2 separate regions of the Homo sapiens genome follow, and region 2 is linked to region 1. Evidence: read pairs that join two places in POLR2A ChIA-PET (ENCODE). Cell type or tissue: OCI-LY7. All regions are shown on one strand. Links, peaks and the distances in the headings refer to the core of each region. The heading gives the core; the rest is flanking DNA.

The links. ChIA-PET counts read pairs that join two places held together with the same protein. Peaks named below come from ENCODE experiments on the same cell type or tissue, not always from the same donor. Only the 100,000 strongest peaks of a DNase experiment are listed, where the experiment ranks them.
Region 2: POLR2A ChIA-PET joins it to region 1 with 8 read pairs; 2 of 35 experiments call an interaction of 5 or more read pairs at or near these places.

Annotation. Positions count from the first base shown.
Region 1 is chr3:66,283,913-66,291,991 of GRCh38, reverse strand. The region is part of intron 5 of SLC25A26 (solute carrier family 25 member 26); the gene reads right to left. Among named protein-coding and RNA genes, the nearest start is that of SLC25A26, 67 kb to the right of the region's middle. In OCI-LY7, for the core only: no CTCF peak of the experiment used is centred there; no DNase peak of the experiment used is centred there; H3K4me3 peaks cover 412 bases; H3K27ac peaks cover 2,147 bases.
Region 2 is chr3:66,463,345-66,471,423 of GRCh38, reverse strand. All of the region lies in intron 1 of LRIG1 (leucine rich repeats and immunoglobulin like domains 1), which reads left to right. Among named protein-coding and RNA genes, the nearest start is that of LRIG1, 34 kb to the left of the region's middle. In OCI-LY7, for the core only: no CTCF peak of the experiment used is centred there; no DNase peak of the experiment used is centred there; H3K4me3 peaks cover 30 bases; H3K27ac peaks cover 112 bases.

The DNA.
Region 1 (8,079 bases), core at 2,498-6,497:
CCAATACAGGAGCACCCAGATTCATAAAGCAAGTTCTTAGAGACCTACAAACAGACTTAGATGCCCACACAACAACAGTGGGAGACTTTAACACCAACTGTCAATATTAGACAGATCAACAAGACAGAAAATTAACAAGGATATTCAGGACTTGAACTCAGCTCTGGACCAAGGGGACCTAATAGACATCTACAGAACTCTCCACCCCAAATCAAAAGAATATACATTCTTCTGAGCAACACATCGCACTTATTCTAAAATTGACCACATAATTGGAAGTAAAACACTCCTCAGCAAATGTAAAAAAATGGAAATCATCATAGTCTCTCAGATCACAGTGCAATCAAATTAGAACTCAGGATTAAGAAACTCATTCAAAACCGCACAACTACATGGAAACTGAACAACCTGCTCCTGAATGACTACTGGTTACAAAACGAAATTAAGGGAGAAATAAATAAGTTCTTTGAAACTGATGAAAGCAAATACACAACGTACCGGAATCTCTGGGACACAGCTAAAGCAGTGTTTTAGACGCATATTTATAGCACTAAATGCCAACAGGAGAAAGCAGGAAAGATCTAAAATAGACATGCTAACATCACAATTAAAAGAACTAGAGAAGAGCAAACAAATTCAAACGCTAGCAGAAGACAAGAAATAACTACGAGCAGAAATGAAGGAGAAAGAGACACAAAAAAACCCCCCAAAAACACAATTAATTTAGGAGCTGATGTTTTGAAAAGGTTAACAAAATAGACCACTAGCCAGACAAATAAAGAAGAAAAGAGAGAAGAATCAAACAGACACAATAAAAAGTGATAAAGGGGATATCACCACTGAACCCACAGAAATACAAACTACTATCAGAGAATACTATAAACACCTCTATGCAAATAAACAAGAAAATGTAGAGGAAATGGATAAATTCCTGGACCCATACACCCTCCCAAGACTAAACCAGGAAGAAGGTGAATCTCTGAATAGACCAATAACAGGCTCTGAAATTGAGGAAGTAATTAATAGCCTACAAACCAAAAAAGGCCCAGTACCAGACGGATTCACAGCCGAATTCTACCAGAGGTACAAAGAGGAGCTGGTACCATTCCTTCTGAAACTATTCCAAACAATAGAAAAAGAGGGGCTCCTCCGTAATTCATTTTATGAGGCCAACATCATCCTGATACCAAAACCTGGCAGAGACACAACAAAAAAAGAAAATTTCAGGCCAATAACCCCGATGAACATGAATGTGAAAATCCTCAATAATATACTGGCAAACCGAATCCAGCAGCACACCGACAAGCTTATCCACCATGATCAAGTCAGCTTCATCCCTGGGATACAAGGCTGGTTCAACATATGCAAATCAACAAATGTAATCCATTACATAAACAGAACCATGACAAAAACCACATGATTATCTCAAATGATGCAGAAAAGGCCTTCAATAAAATTCAACATCTCTTCATGCTAAAAACTCTCAATAAACCAGGCATTGATGGGACGTATCTCAAAATATTATGAGCTGTTTATGACAAAACCACAGCCTGTATCATATTGAATGACCAAAAGCTGGAAGCATTCCCTTTGAAAACTGACATAAGACAAAGATGCCCTCTCTCACCACTCCTATTCAACAGAGTATTGGAAGTTCTGGCCAGGGCAATCAGGCAAGAGAAACAAATAAACGGTATTCAAATAGGAAGAGAGGAAGTCAAATTGTCTCTGTTTGCAGATGACATAATTGTACATTTGGAAAACCCCATCGACTCTGCCCAAAATCTCCTTAAGCTGATAAGCAACTTCAGCAAAATCTCAGGATACAAAACCAATGTGCAAAAATCACAAGCATTTCCATACACCAATAATAGATAAACAGCCAAATAATGAGTGAATTCCCATTCACAATTGCTATAAAGGAAATAAAATACCTAGGACTACAACTTACAACAGATGTGAAGGACCTCTTCAAGGAGAACTACAAACCACTGCTCAAGGAAATAAGAGACCACACAAATAAATGGAAAAACATTCCATGCTCATGGATAAGAAGAATCATTAACGTGAAAATGGCCATACTGCTCAAAGTAATTTATAGATTCAATGTTATTCCCATCAAGCTACCATTGACTTTCTTCACAGAATTAGAAAAAACTACTTTAAATTTCATACGTAATCAAAAAAGAGCCTGCATAGCCTAGTCAATCCTAAGCAAAAGAACAAAGCTGGAGGCATCACGCTACCTGACTTCAAACTATACTACAAGGCACAGTAAACCAAAACAGCATGGTACTGGTACCAAAACACATATACAAACCCAAGGGACAGAACAGAGGCCTCAGAAATAACGCCACACATCTACAACCATCTGATCTTTGACAAACCTGAAAAAAGCAATGGGGGAAGGATTCCCTACTTAGTAAATGGTGTTGGGAAAACTGGCTAGCCATAAGCAGAAAACTCAAAATGGACCCCTTCTTTACTCTTTATACAAAAATTAACTCAAGATGGGTTAAAGACTTAAACGTTAGACCTAAAACCATAAAAACCATAGAAGAAAACCTAGGCAATACCATTCAGGACACAGGCATGGGCAAAGACTTCATGACTAAAACACCAAAAGCAATGGCAACAAAGCCAAAATTGACAAAGGGGATCTAATTAAACTAAAGAGCTTCTGCACAGCAAAAGAAACTATCATCAGAGTGAATAGGCAACCTACAGAATAGGAGAAAATTTTTGTAATCTATCCCTCTGACAAAGGGCTAATATCCAGAATCTACAAGGAACTTAAATTTACAAGAAAAAAACAAACAACCCCATCAAAAACTGGGCAAAGGATATGAACAGACACTTCTCAAAAAAAGACATTTATGTGGCCAACAAACATATGAAAAAATGCTCATCATCAATGGGCATTAGAGAAATGCAAATTAAAACCACAATGAGATACCATCTCATGCCAGATAGAATGACAATCATTAAAAAGTCAGGAAACAACAGATGCTGGAGAGGATGTGGAGAAATAGGAATGCTTTTACACTGTTGGTGGGAGTGTAAATTAGTTCAACCATTGTGGAAGACAGTGTGGCAATTCCTCAAGGATCTAGAACCAGAAATACCATTTGACCCAGCAATCTCATTACTGGGTATATACCCAACAGATTATATATCATTCTACTATAAAGACACATGCACAAGTATGTTTATTGCGGCACTATTCACAACAGCAAAGACTTGGAACCAACCTAAATGCCCATCAATGATAGACTGGATAAAGAAAATGTGGCACATATACATCATTGAATACTATGCAGCCATAAAAATGGATGAGTTCATGTCCTTTGCAGGGACATGGATGAAGTTGGAACCCATCATTCTCAGCAAAGTAACACAGGAACAGAAAACCAAACACTGCATGTTCCCACTCATAAGTGGGAGTTGAACAATGAGAACACATTGACACAGGGAGGGGAACATCACACACTGGGGCCTGTCGAGGGGTAGGGGATGGCTACAGGAGGGATAGCATCAGGATAAATACTTAATGTATAAGACGGGTTGATGGTTGCAGCAAACCACCATGGCACATGTATACCTATGTAACAAACCTGCACATTCTGCACATGTATCCCAGAACTTAAAGTTTAATTTTTTTAAAAAAAATGCTTTCCAATGTCAACATATCAATTCCTTTACTCTACCCTTCCTTTTTCTAAGTTGTCTAAAAGGACTGCCCAGAATTCAACTCATTCAGAGACAGGGATTCACTCCTTCACTGTCTATTTGTTCTTATCTTGTCAGTACTCCAACACTTTAAAATATCCAATTACTGAGTGTTCAACTACTAATGAACTGCTTTACAAATATCCATGAATTTCCACACACAAATAGGAGAAGCTGTCTAGGGGCAGAATCTCTCTCCTCTGTCCCATCCACACATGGCTAATTCTACACCTCTGTACCCTACACTTACTCTATAAATGTTTTCTGGTGAACTAAAAATTACTGGGTCACCACTTCAGTAACAATATTATTCTCAAAACTACAGCAAACGTTTGAGTGATAGTGTACAAAGAAAATTTCTATAATCTGTCCTCTGCATTAAAAACTTCACATTAATTCCATGATTTTTAGAGTTTCAATTCTAAGAAGGCAGTGCTACAATAAGAAGCAAATAATTTAGGTTCTAGGTTTATTTCAGCACAAAGTAAACAGTAATCTTAGCAACTCACTTCAGATTATGTATTTTATAGGATATTGTAAGGAAGACAACTCAAAGCAAAGATCCTTCGTGCTTGGATAAAACAAAATACACAGCACCTTTTCCTCATTCCCGTAGGTGAATGTTGAAATTATTTTTACTACATGATAATGCAACAGCAAGAATTTTAAAAACTAATGGCACAATCTATATAAGGAAGTAATAGTAACTATATTATGAATCAAAAAAGAGGAAGAACTGAGCTTCTAATCCACTGTCTACATATTAACAGTATAGTAATGCAAGAGAAAATAGGCATGTTCAGAAAAATAGAGACAGAAAAAAAGTGAAAGATACCGAATTATTGAACTGTAAAAACAGTGACTAAAAAGTCAGTCCTTTCTATCACTTAAAAAAGAAAAAGGAACAAAGAGATGTTTTAGGAGAGAAAAGACAGAAAACAGTTTGAGATTTTTTTTTTTTTTTTTTGAGACGGAGTCTCGCTCTGTCGCCCAGGCTAGAGTGCAATGGCGTGATCTGGGCTAACTGCAAGCTCCGCCTCCCAGGTTCACGCTATTCTCCTGCCTCAGCCTCCTGAGTAGCTGGGACTACAGGCGCCTGCCACCACGCCTGGCTAATTTTTTGTATTTTTAGTAGAGATGGGGTTTCTCCGTGTTAGCCAGGATGGTCTCAATCTCCTGACCTCGTGATCTGCCCACCTCAGCCTCTCAAAGCACTGGGATTGCAGGCGTGAGCCACCGCACCCAGCCTGCTTTGAGACTTTTTTAAGATAGCCATCATATCAATTAAAAAAAACAAACAGGCCAGGCACGGTGGCTCATGCCTGTAATCCCAGCACTTCAGGAGGCTGTGTTGGGCAGATCACATGAGGCCAGGGGTTCAACACCAGACTGGCCAACATGGTGAGACCCCGCCTCTATTAAAAATACAAAAATTAGCAGGGCATGGTGGTGCACACCTGTAATCCCAGCTACTCAGGTGGCATTTGAATCCAGAAGGGAGGCTGCAGTGAGCTGAGATCACGCCACTGCACCCCAGCCTTGGTGGCAGAGCAACACCCTTGTCTCGAGAAAAAGAAAATTAAATTAAAAAACGAAGGGAAAGGTCTCAGAAAATCAAAACATCATCTTTCAAGACTGGGATATTCAAAAATATGAAAACAAACACCTAAATAAAGAAAAATAAAGACATTGCTTGGAACCTATATATACAGATTCCTTAATATATATATTTCTTCCAGCTACAGACCCATACAAATCTGGCCAACTGATTTTTTTAAAAGATGCAAAAGCATTTCAGTGAGGAAAAAAAAAATCTTTTCAACAAATGCTGTTAGAATAACTAGACATCTATATATGCAAAAAACAAACTTTGAGCTAAACCTCACCCCTTAAATAAAAATCAACTCAAAATGGATTATAGATGTAAATGTAAAACATAGAGCTATAAAACTTTTAGAAGAAAACATGGGAGAAAACCTTAATGACTTAGAGTTAGGCAGAGTTCCTAGAGATGACATCCAAAGTACAATTCATAAAAGAAAAAATGAACTGAACTTTACCAAAATTTAAAACTTTAACTTTGCAAATAATACTGTTTAGAGAAATTACAAGTTACAGATTATTAGAAAATACTGCAAATCACCTAAGGGCAAAGGATGAGCATTCCAAATATATAAAGAACTTTCGAAACTCCCAAAGAAACCGTACAATTAAAAATGAGAAAAAGACTGAACAGATACTTCACGATAAAAAGATGCAAGGATGCCAAATAAGCATATGAAAAGATGTTCAACATCATTAGCCATTAGGGAACTGAAAATTAAAACCACTATGAGAAACAGCATCAACTCCTGGGAGTAGTTTGTTGGTCTTCCCTGCATTATTTCCCCTCTAGTAAGGGCAGGGTGCTTGTTTCTGTGGTTAGCTCCCAGAAGGGCAATGTGGTTCGTTCCAGGCCTCAGAAACACCAGAATACATCTGGCTTCAAATATAACAAGTTTTGGGCCAGGCGTGGTGGCTCATGCCTGTAATCCCAGCACTTTGGGAGGCCAAGGCAGGTAGATCACTTGAGGTCAGGAGTTGGAGATCAGCCTTGCTAACAGGGTAAAACCCCATCTCATTTAAAAATACAAAAATTAGCCAGGAGTGCTGGTGGGTGCCTGTAGTCCCAGCTACTCAGGAGGCTGACGCTGGAGAACCACTTGAACCCGGGAGGCAGAGGTTGCAGTGAGCCATGACTACACCACTGCACTCCAGCCTGGGATTATTTAAAAGAATTTATTACCTAGTATTACCAAACTAAACAAGATTCAGAATTGATAGCTGTATAAGAACTACCTTATGTAAAAGTAAGATGACATTATATTGGTAGCCTCAAAAATTGGTCCTCAGTAAGTGCCTTTGATAAATTTATCTCAGGTAAACAACTCACATAGCAAAAATCCCCTTACTTCGCTTGTTACAAAGCAAATGCAGGGTTTTTTAAAAAAAATAATAATAATGTTTAACAAGTGGATAGCAATCTTTCTTTGAAAGTATTTTTATATACCTCATTACACTGTTTTTACCTTTCTTCTCCTGTGAAATATGTATATGAAAAATGCATATAATTCATATGGATTGTTTAATAGATAATTATAAAGGAAAGCTCACACATTTACTCAGGTAAAGAAATGACCAGCACCAGAAGACCCCTACTAGGCTCTTCCTCAGCAAAAGTTCATCCTTCTTCCCAGAGTTGGTACTATCCTTAATTGTGGTATTTTCTTATCATTTTACTACCCATGTTTGTACTCCAAAACCATATAAATTAGCTTTAATCTGATTTTTAACTCTTTCCTATCCTTTTATGTTGAAAAATCTCAAACCTACAAAATGGTAACAAAATAGCTCAATGAATTTTTGCATATTCTTCACCCAGATTCCCAAATATTATTAACCTTTCGCCGTGTTTTCTTGATATCTCAATAGATGGATATAAATATATATTTGCTGCACCATTTGAAAATGTGGCAAGCACTGCTTCTGAACTGTGTATGAGCACTTACCCTATATGACTTTGCATCTCTTGTTATGAAATTTGTTGAGATTGATCCATGTTGTTGCAAGAGCTGCAGTTTGTTCTTTTTACACTACTGTGTATTATTCCATGCACTTACATATCATAGTTTATTTTTTCTCATATTGAGAAACATTTATCTCAAATTGTTCCTGTTATAAACAATATTGATATGCATATTGTTGCATGTGTCTCTTGGTGCACATGTGCATTTCTGTTAGGTATACACCTGCCAGTGGTGGAGAAAATCAGCTTATATGGATCTTCAGTTTTACTGTATCATATGAAACTATTTTTTCAGAAGGACTTTATTCCCTCTCTGATAGCAATGGATTAGAGTTCCAGCACTCAGCATTCTTTCTAACATTGCTCTATTGCCCAGACTGGAGTACAGTGGCATAATCTAAGCTCATTGCAGCCTCCACTTCCTGGGCTCAAGTGATTCTCCCACCTCAGCCTCCCAAGTAAATGGGACTATGGGTGTGCACCACCACAGGCAGCAATTTTTTAAAAATTTTTTGTAGGAACATGGTCTCACTATGTTGCCCAGGCTAGTCTCAAACTCCTGGGCTCAAGTGACCCTCTTGCCTCAGCCTCCCAAAGTGCTGGGATAACAGGCATGAGCCACCATGCCCAGTCTATCCCGAAATATTTAAGTGTGTAATATTAATTGACTTTAAAATATTTTAGCATAAAAAAGTGAAGACACAGATAACATTTCAGTGGCATCAGAAAATATTACCTAGGAATAAATTAAGAAAATTCAAAACGGTCAACAAATTTATAAAGTA
Region 2 (8,079 bases), core at 2,017-6,016, 180 kb before region 1:
CCAGGAGGTAAAGATTCAGCTCTGTTACTGGATGGGGTGAGGATAGGGGGGCTATTGTGCAGGTGATGAGTTTGCCAAGTCCTGTAGAGCTTAAGGACTATGTGAAAGTTAGTGAATTAGTGTTTCTTTTTGGAGATGATAAAGTAGAGAATAGGCGATCCTGAATGACCAGACTTCTGACCCATCTCTTCCCGCTCCCCATTTCCAAGCCTCTGCAAAGCACTTCTCTAATAGCAAAGCCAAATGGTGGCTGTAGGCACCTCTTGCCTGCTGGGGTGGCCATGGTGATATTCCCTTTGTGGCAGGTCTGTGGGAGGGTCAGCCTCTGGCAGCAGCTATTCCCTGCCCAAATTCCTTTTGCTTGTAAAGTCCCCACCAACTGCAGAGCTGGTGTGTTGGAGCGCCTCTTCTTAATTAAATTAATTAATCTTTAGGGGTTAATGATGCACATACCATATTAACAAGAGACTATTATGGGAAATTTGTGGGCTTTCCTCAGTACTAAACTGCACTAAAGATGAGACTGCTTAAAGTAAAACAAAACAAAACCCATTATAGCTAATTATTTTGTTTCTTTTTGGCCAAACTAAGATTTTTGGTAGGAAAGATCCTAGAATCTCCCATTTTAAGGGGTAGTATAGAAAGCAAATGCTAACTGCCTTCAGTGATGGTGAGAAAACAAATTGGGCCTCTTGATTATCTAGTTCAGAACTTTTAAGTAAATGAACAAGGCGATACTCTGTTCTTATGGAAATCAACTTTAATGGCCCCATAGATTAATGTTCGTGAGGGACCTGGCACTGGGGTTTGCTAAGGTTTATATAACCCTTGACTTAACCGCCTGGTGGGTTGTGGGTCTGGCAGCATGGGGCTATTCTTCTCAACTTTGCTGTAAAACCATTTGTGTCTTGCCCTTTCCTTTCTAGGAGGTCCTGACTTCTTGGCCTTTTTGTTTGCTTATTTTACTCCATGCCCTCCATTCCTTATTTTACTTTTCTGGCCTCGTTTCCCAGGACTCCTCTTCAAAAAAACATGCTCTTCTTCTAGGCTTAGCTGAAATCTTGCATTTTCAATAAACGTTTCTCATTACAGCTGATCTTTCCTGCTCTGGACGCCATCTGGCCTTCATTCATGTTATCCATGCTAGGGATGACAAACTCAGATCTCGGGCTGGGAAGATACTGCCGGTGAATAAAGAGGGCATGGGTGAGACAATAAGGAGTGGTGAGGTCTGTGGTCATTGGAATGCTTGGTAAATGCATGTAGTTGATTGTTTCTGTTAGGAATGCTGGCCCTCCGATTATTTTCAAGAAAAGCTGAAACTTTAGTTTTTGGTGAAAACTTTAGGTTTCTACCAACACTGTTCAGTCAGAAACAAGCAAGTTTCCCTGCAGCCCAGCTTTGTACCCACAAACTACCAATTTGTAGCTACTGATCTACCATTACAGAATGCTTGCAAGTGTCAGAGCCTTTGGCTGTGTTATTTGGTCAGTATTCTTTTTTTTTTTTTTTTTTTGGTAGGGACAGGGTCTCACTATGTTGCCCAGGCTGGTCTCAAATTCCAGGCCTAAAGTGATTCCCCGACTTTAGCCTCCGAAAGTGCTGAGATTTATAGGCGTGAACCACCACACCCGGCCAGGAGTCTTAACTTGACCAGTGGGTTGTAAACCACTTCAAGTCACAGACTAGATCTTATCCTAATTTGTTATCAGTTTATCACAGTGCAGTATACCTTGTAGACAATAAATATTTGTCAAATTTGACATTTGTTGGGTGCTAGAGGGAAAAGATGTAGACTTGTACTCAAATTAGCTACAGACCAGGATGACATGTGTGAACTAGTAAGGCCGAGAAGCACATGTAAGACCTTATGGGATCACAGAGGTAGGCATGAGTTTCTTCTCTCAGTTAACGTCACGGGCGTTAGACTTCAGAGGCCCACACTGATTATTATAGCTGATTTTTAAGGAGTAAAAATAGGCAATGAGTCTGGGTCCATATATAGCTGTATGTATATAGTATCTCCTATTTTGAGTCACTGTAGGTTTCCCTTATTTGCATAGATAATGGTCTATGTAAAATTTTCAGAAATGGAAATAACTGGTGACTCATTACTGACTTTGTGAGATACAACTGCCCAAAAGCTTACAAAATGAGCTATTTGTATCATGTTGAGATCTGAGTGATTTTTTTCATTTGATTATTTGCAGAATATGTTCTTTTGCCATAGGGAATATGTGGCTGCTTAGCTTACTGAAGAGAGGTAGCAGCAAGTACAGAACCTTCTCCTGAGTGGAGATCCTTGGATAGGATACTAGAGGAATGATTCCAGTTCAAGATACAATTTTGTCATCTTAATATAAGCCTTTAATGTGCATTATCCGCTTGTTCAGTTGTGGTTTTTGGTTAACAAGGGGAAGCATCACAATACAAAAAAAGGTAAGAACATCTAATATTCTGGGATTTGAACGAAGTCTTATTCTCTTTTATAAAACCTTACAACATGGGAACATAATGTGGTGATTTCATTGGAGCTTGATGTGTACTATGTAATTCCTCAGAAAGTAAAAATGCAGCAGAAACAGTCTTAAAAGCTTAAAGGATTAAATAACTTAAACATTGTTGCATGTTCTTCCTTATTTGCACCCGCTGAAATTTTGAAAGGACGAATCACCTTTTTCCACCTTTTTCTGGTGAGTCCCAAGCAGGCAATTTTTTAACGAGTGGCTGACAGTGCACGTTCTGAGGTTGAGAAAGAGATGAATCGCCAGAGCCCACGGCTCCCAGGCCAGAGCTGGGTGCCCACTGGTGCTCAGAAGTTGGGTTGTTGGATTGCCTCACACTTACTTTCCAGCTGTATTAATGCAGTTTAGCAAACATCTGAAAGCTTAAAATATGCAAAATACTGTGGCGCTCAGGAGTCCAGACAGAATTGAGTAATGGGAAATAGGCTAGCCTGGAAACCAAACCAAGTATGAAAACCTCATTCTTCAGGGAATGCTTGTCACGGATTTAGGACCAATTCCTTCCACTTTGAATTATTCTGTTAATGTTGAAAAATGGAGCCATGGGTTGCGCTCCTCTTCACAGTGAGAGATTTTGTCTGTGTTCGTCAGTGGTCTGTGAGCAATGCTTGCTTTTGGGGATGAAGTGATAATTCTGTTGTCTAACGAAGTGGGGTTGTTTCCTCACCACAGCTTACTCAAAAGTAAACAACTTTTTATCCCTCAACTTCCAAGGAGTCAATGAATTACTGTTCACCAGCTTTGAATAACATTTGCCAAGTTTGTAATATGTGGTTCTGGTTGTAATCCAGGAAGGTGCTTGTCAGATTAGATAAATACCGTTTAAGCCTATAGAATTATACTCTGAGGGCAGTTTTTATTAAGAATGTCTTCCTCATAACTTCAGTTTTTGAAGGCTCTTTCCCTTGTTGAGATGGTTCAGAACTTTTTGTGTGCTCAAAGGACTTGTGTTAATATCAGTGTCCATCCCTCACCACAGCCTTTTACATAGTTCTCGAGTTATTGGGTAGCTCAGATTTGTGTTTTAGATTCAAGTTGCTTCTGTAGGTGACATTTAACTTGAAATGTTTGTGGATTATTTCATGATATAGATATATTCGTTGGTTATTTTGTAATTCAGACACAGCACAGTTTAATAGAAATTTCAGTGCTGATAGAAATAACCTCTGTCTGCATTGTACATTTTGATAGCCACTAGCCACGTGGTACTGTTGAACACTTGAAATATAGCTAATGTGGGCTGGGCGTGGTGGCTCACGCCTGTAATCCCAGCACTTTGGGAGGCCGAGGCGGGCACATCACGAGGTCAGGAGATCAAGACCATCCTGGCTAACACGGTGAAACCCTGTCTCTACTTAAAAAATACAAAAAATTAGCTGGGCGTGGTGGCAGGTGACTGTAGTCCCAGCTACTGGGGAGGCTGAGGCAGGAGAATGGTGTGAACCCAGGAGACGGAGCTTGTAGTGAGCGGAGATGCACCGCTGCACGCCAGCCTGGGCGACAGAGCGAGACTCCATCTCAAAAAAAAAAAAAAAAAAAAATAGCTAGTGTGGCCAAGGAACTGAATTCTTAATTTTATGTAATTTTAATTTCATTTAAATATACATGTAAATAGCCAGTGGCTACTAAATTGGACAGCACAGATTTAGATAGTGGTGGGGATTTTGCAGCTATTGAAGGACTTTAGCTCTTCGGATTCCTTGGGGTTGGGGCAAGGGGACTTGTTAGGAAACGTGCTCAGCGAGCAAACTGTTGTTGTGCACTGGTAAACAGTTTGCTTTTCAGACACGCCTGGATAAAACTTGAGCTGTCCTCTGCAGAGGTGCCTCTTGTGTGTTCAGCGAACGGTGGGCTGAACGGTCATCTTTCAGCAGATTAGCTGAAAGAACATCTATTGCTGGGCTCAGTTGTTCAGAGATCTGCGCACCCTTTGTGCAAGAGCAGGGAAAATTTGTGTTATGACAATGGCTGACAGAATGTTTAATTAAAGCTGCAATTGGCAGTAACTAAATTCTCCGAGGTTTCTTTCCTCTCCTCTTTGCTACTGAAAGGTGCAGAAATGCTTTTGACAGCATCTTTCCTACTGACAGATGAATTGTTTTGACAGGAGAATTTGAAACCTTCAACTGAAGACACATTCAGATGTCAGGCCTGGTACAGGGCGATCGTGTTCATAGAAATAAGTGAGATGCTTTAGATGTGTGTGCATGTCAGCTGCCACCTGAAAGAAAGGCCTCATTAAAGATTTTCACTGATTAACTCTTTGATTGTTCTTGGGATCTCAGATGGGAATTCACGCTGCTTGCTGCAGAGCTCTTGGGCTAAGTGTATTTTCTTAATTACTGAGAAATGCGTGTTATCAGTAAGCAGTGAAAAGTCTTGAAAAAACTAAGTAATTTTAAAAATTTGGAAAAAAAATGGCAATGTTGATAGCAACATCATTCACAATAGCCAAAAGGAGGAACAACCCAAATGTCATCTGTGATGAATGGATACACAAAATGTGGTATATACATACATGGGAATATTAGTTAGCCTTAAAAAGAAATGAAATTCTGCCAGGTGCAGTGGCTTACTCCGGTAATCCTATCACTTTGGGAGGCTGAGGTGGGAGGATTGCTTCAGGCCAGGAGTTCAAGACTAGCCTGGGCAATATAGGGAGACCCTCCCCCCACCATGTCTACTAAAAAAGTAAAATTTAGCCAGGTGTGGTGGTGTGTGTGCCTGTACTCCCAGCTACTTGGGAGGCTGAAACAGGAGGATCACTTGAGCCCAAGAGTTTGAGGCTGCAGTGAGCCATGACTGCACCACTGCATTCCAGCCTGGGTGACAGAGTGAGACCCTGTCTCTAAAAAAAATGAAATTCTGACACATGTGACAACATGGATGAATCTTGAAGACATTATGTTAAGTGAATTAAGCCACTCACAAAAGGACAAATATTCTATAATCTACCAACATGAGGTACTTAAGAGTAGTCAGATTCTTAGAGACAGAAGTAGAATGGTGGTTGCCAGGGGCTAGGACAGAGGGGAATGAGGAGCTAGTGTTCAGTGAGTACAGACTTTCAGTTTGGGATGTTGAGAAACTTCTAAAGTTCTGGAGATGGACGGTGGTGATGGTTGCACAACAGTGTGAAGGTACTCGGTGCCACTGAAGAGTACACTTAAAAATGGTTACAAAGGCAAATTTTATGTTATATGTATTTTACCACATTAAAAAAATTATGCTCAGGCCGGGCACGGTGGCTCACACCTGTAATCCTAGCACTTTGGGAGGCTGAGGCAGGTGGATCACCTGAGGTCAGGAGTTTGAAACCAGCCTGGCCAACATGGTGAAACCCTGTCTCTACTAAAAATACAAAAAAATTAGCCGGGCATGGTGGCAGGCACCTGTAATCCCAGCTACTCTGGAGGCTGAGGTAGGAGAATTGCTTGAAAACAAGAGGTGGAGGTCACAGTGGGCCAAGATCATGCCACTACACTCCAGCCTGGGCGACAGAGCAAGACTCGTCTCAAAAAAAAAAAAAAAAAAAAAAAAATTATGCTCAGAGTTTGTCTTCTTGAATTGGGCCAACAAGAAAGTGTCTCTGAGGATTTTATTTCATATTGTAGTTCCTGGGGAGAATGTGGTAACTATTTTCCTTATTTCCCAATAAACCTATTGAGGATCTACAGCTGGCTCCACTCTTTAGGCCCACTTGCTTCTCAGACTTAAAAACCAGAACAGCCCCTTGTCCACAGCAGAAAGGGACGTGAGCCTTGGTGGCTGTCTTCTTTTTTGCCAACAGGTGCTCTGAGAGGAGAGTTACCCTTTCTGGGTAGCACCCTAACACTTGAATGTTGATAGGTGGCTTTTCTAGTTAATTCCAGCTGACCCCGTGAAAACTTAACGTTTCCACTTCTAAGTGTGTTCATCTCTGTTGCTGCTTGTTGGCATCTCAGTGTTAAGTCCTGATACTGCTAGGCTTCTAGATAGTACTGGAATGGAAGACCCTTTGCTCAAGTAGCCTTACCTAAAAAGCAAAATTTTTATAACATTTTTGAAATGTGAATACATTTTGTCTGCTCTTTAAGGGAAAGACAAACCCAAGGGTGTTGTGACTTAAATGGTTTTATACCAAGTTGCTGAAGACTTTGGATACTTGCTGGGTGGGAAGTGAGGGAAGTTATCTCATTTCAGATAGTCCCAAACCGAGCCATCAGTTTAATTGCGTAAGACCTGGTGAGCCCTAGCTCTATCCAGGCCACATGTGTAAGCCAGAAACATATGTTCCCTTTGAACCTAATGGCCTCAAGAGTCAGTGGCCCAGATCAGAGGCAAAAACTGGCGATCCTCAAGCCAAATGGGGCCTGCAGATATGTGAAATCTTTTCAGTTTTTTTTTTTTTTTTAAGTAATAAAGCAACCCTGAATGGGCCAAACAAAACATGAATTCAGATCGTGAGCCTCTGAGAAGACGGGTCTGCACTGGCCCTTGTTTCGGGGGACAAGAAGCAAATGCCCCTTTAGGTGTGCGGCAGGCACTTCCGTGTCAGCCTTGTTACACACAGGGCAGGCTCACCAGCCCTCTCTTACTTGCTTGTCCTCTAAGCTCTTGCCTTTGTGGTTTCTGAGTATTTCTCTAATATCCCTTCCTGCTTCACAACTCCTGTTACCTATGATGATACAAAAGTTACAGTCATCGTAAACTCCCAGTATCTTTACACCCAGAAACAATATTTCCATCCCCCTTTTTATGATAATCTGCTCAAAATAGAAGAAAATCTCAGTCTATTAAGTCCTTTTTCTAATGTGGGAGAATTCTCTCAATTTCTAGATTTTCTTTCTCAAGTCTAAGTTGGGATTTCTGGGTACCCATTAACAAATACCCCCAGGCACAGACAAGCTCACACTTGAGTTCAATATGCGGTTTAAAGCATTACCACCTTCAGTCTTTATGGTAACATAATCTCTGGACAAATTGCTTTTAATTCAGGCTGTACCCATGAATACAGAAGTGCCATTAGTTTCAAGTGTAGTTTGACTTTTATTTAGATGAACGTCTCTGAGCTCACAGTGAAATGGCTCTCAGCTCTAGGTTAGTATTGATTGAAATGTCTCTGGAGTAAGTTTAAAAGATTGTTGCCACAATACGTGACACTTTCTGAGACAGACTTTAAACTCAAAATTAGTCGTACTGTTAATTGGCAGTAGTGTGAGTGGAATTAATAGCTGAGATGAAAAATGTTAACCTCTTTGGCAAACACGGGGCTGGGTAGACTTTGGAGGCAAGGAAAGATTACTTTCTGGCAAAGAAAGTTAGGGCCCATTTGGATCACATCTTTGTGGCTTCTGTTCCTGAAAGATGAAGCTGCTCTGGTTGAGATTGTGGTCCCCTAACAGAATAGTTGCCCAGCTTGCTCTTTGTCCGCCTCTAAGGGTATGGCTGGGTTATGAAGCAGGGAGAGTTTTAATTCTGAACCATTGACACAGACGCCATCATCTTGAGAAAGCTGCTCATGTGAGGCTTTCCCTGCCTGTGGTTAACACGAACAAGAATTTCCAGCAACTGG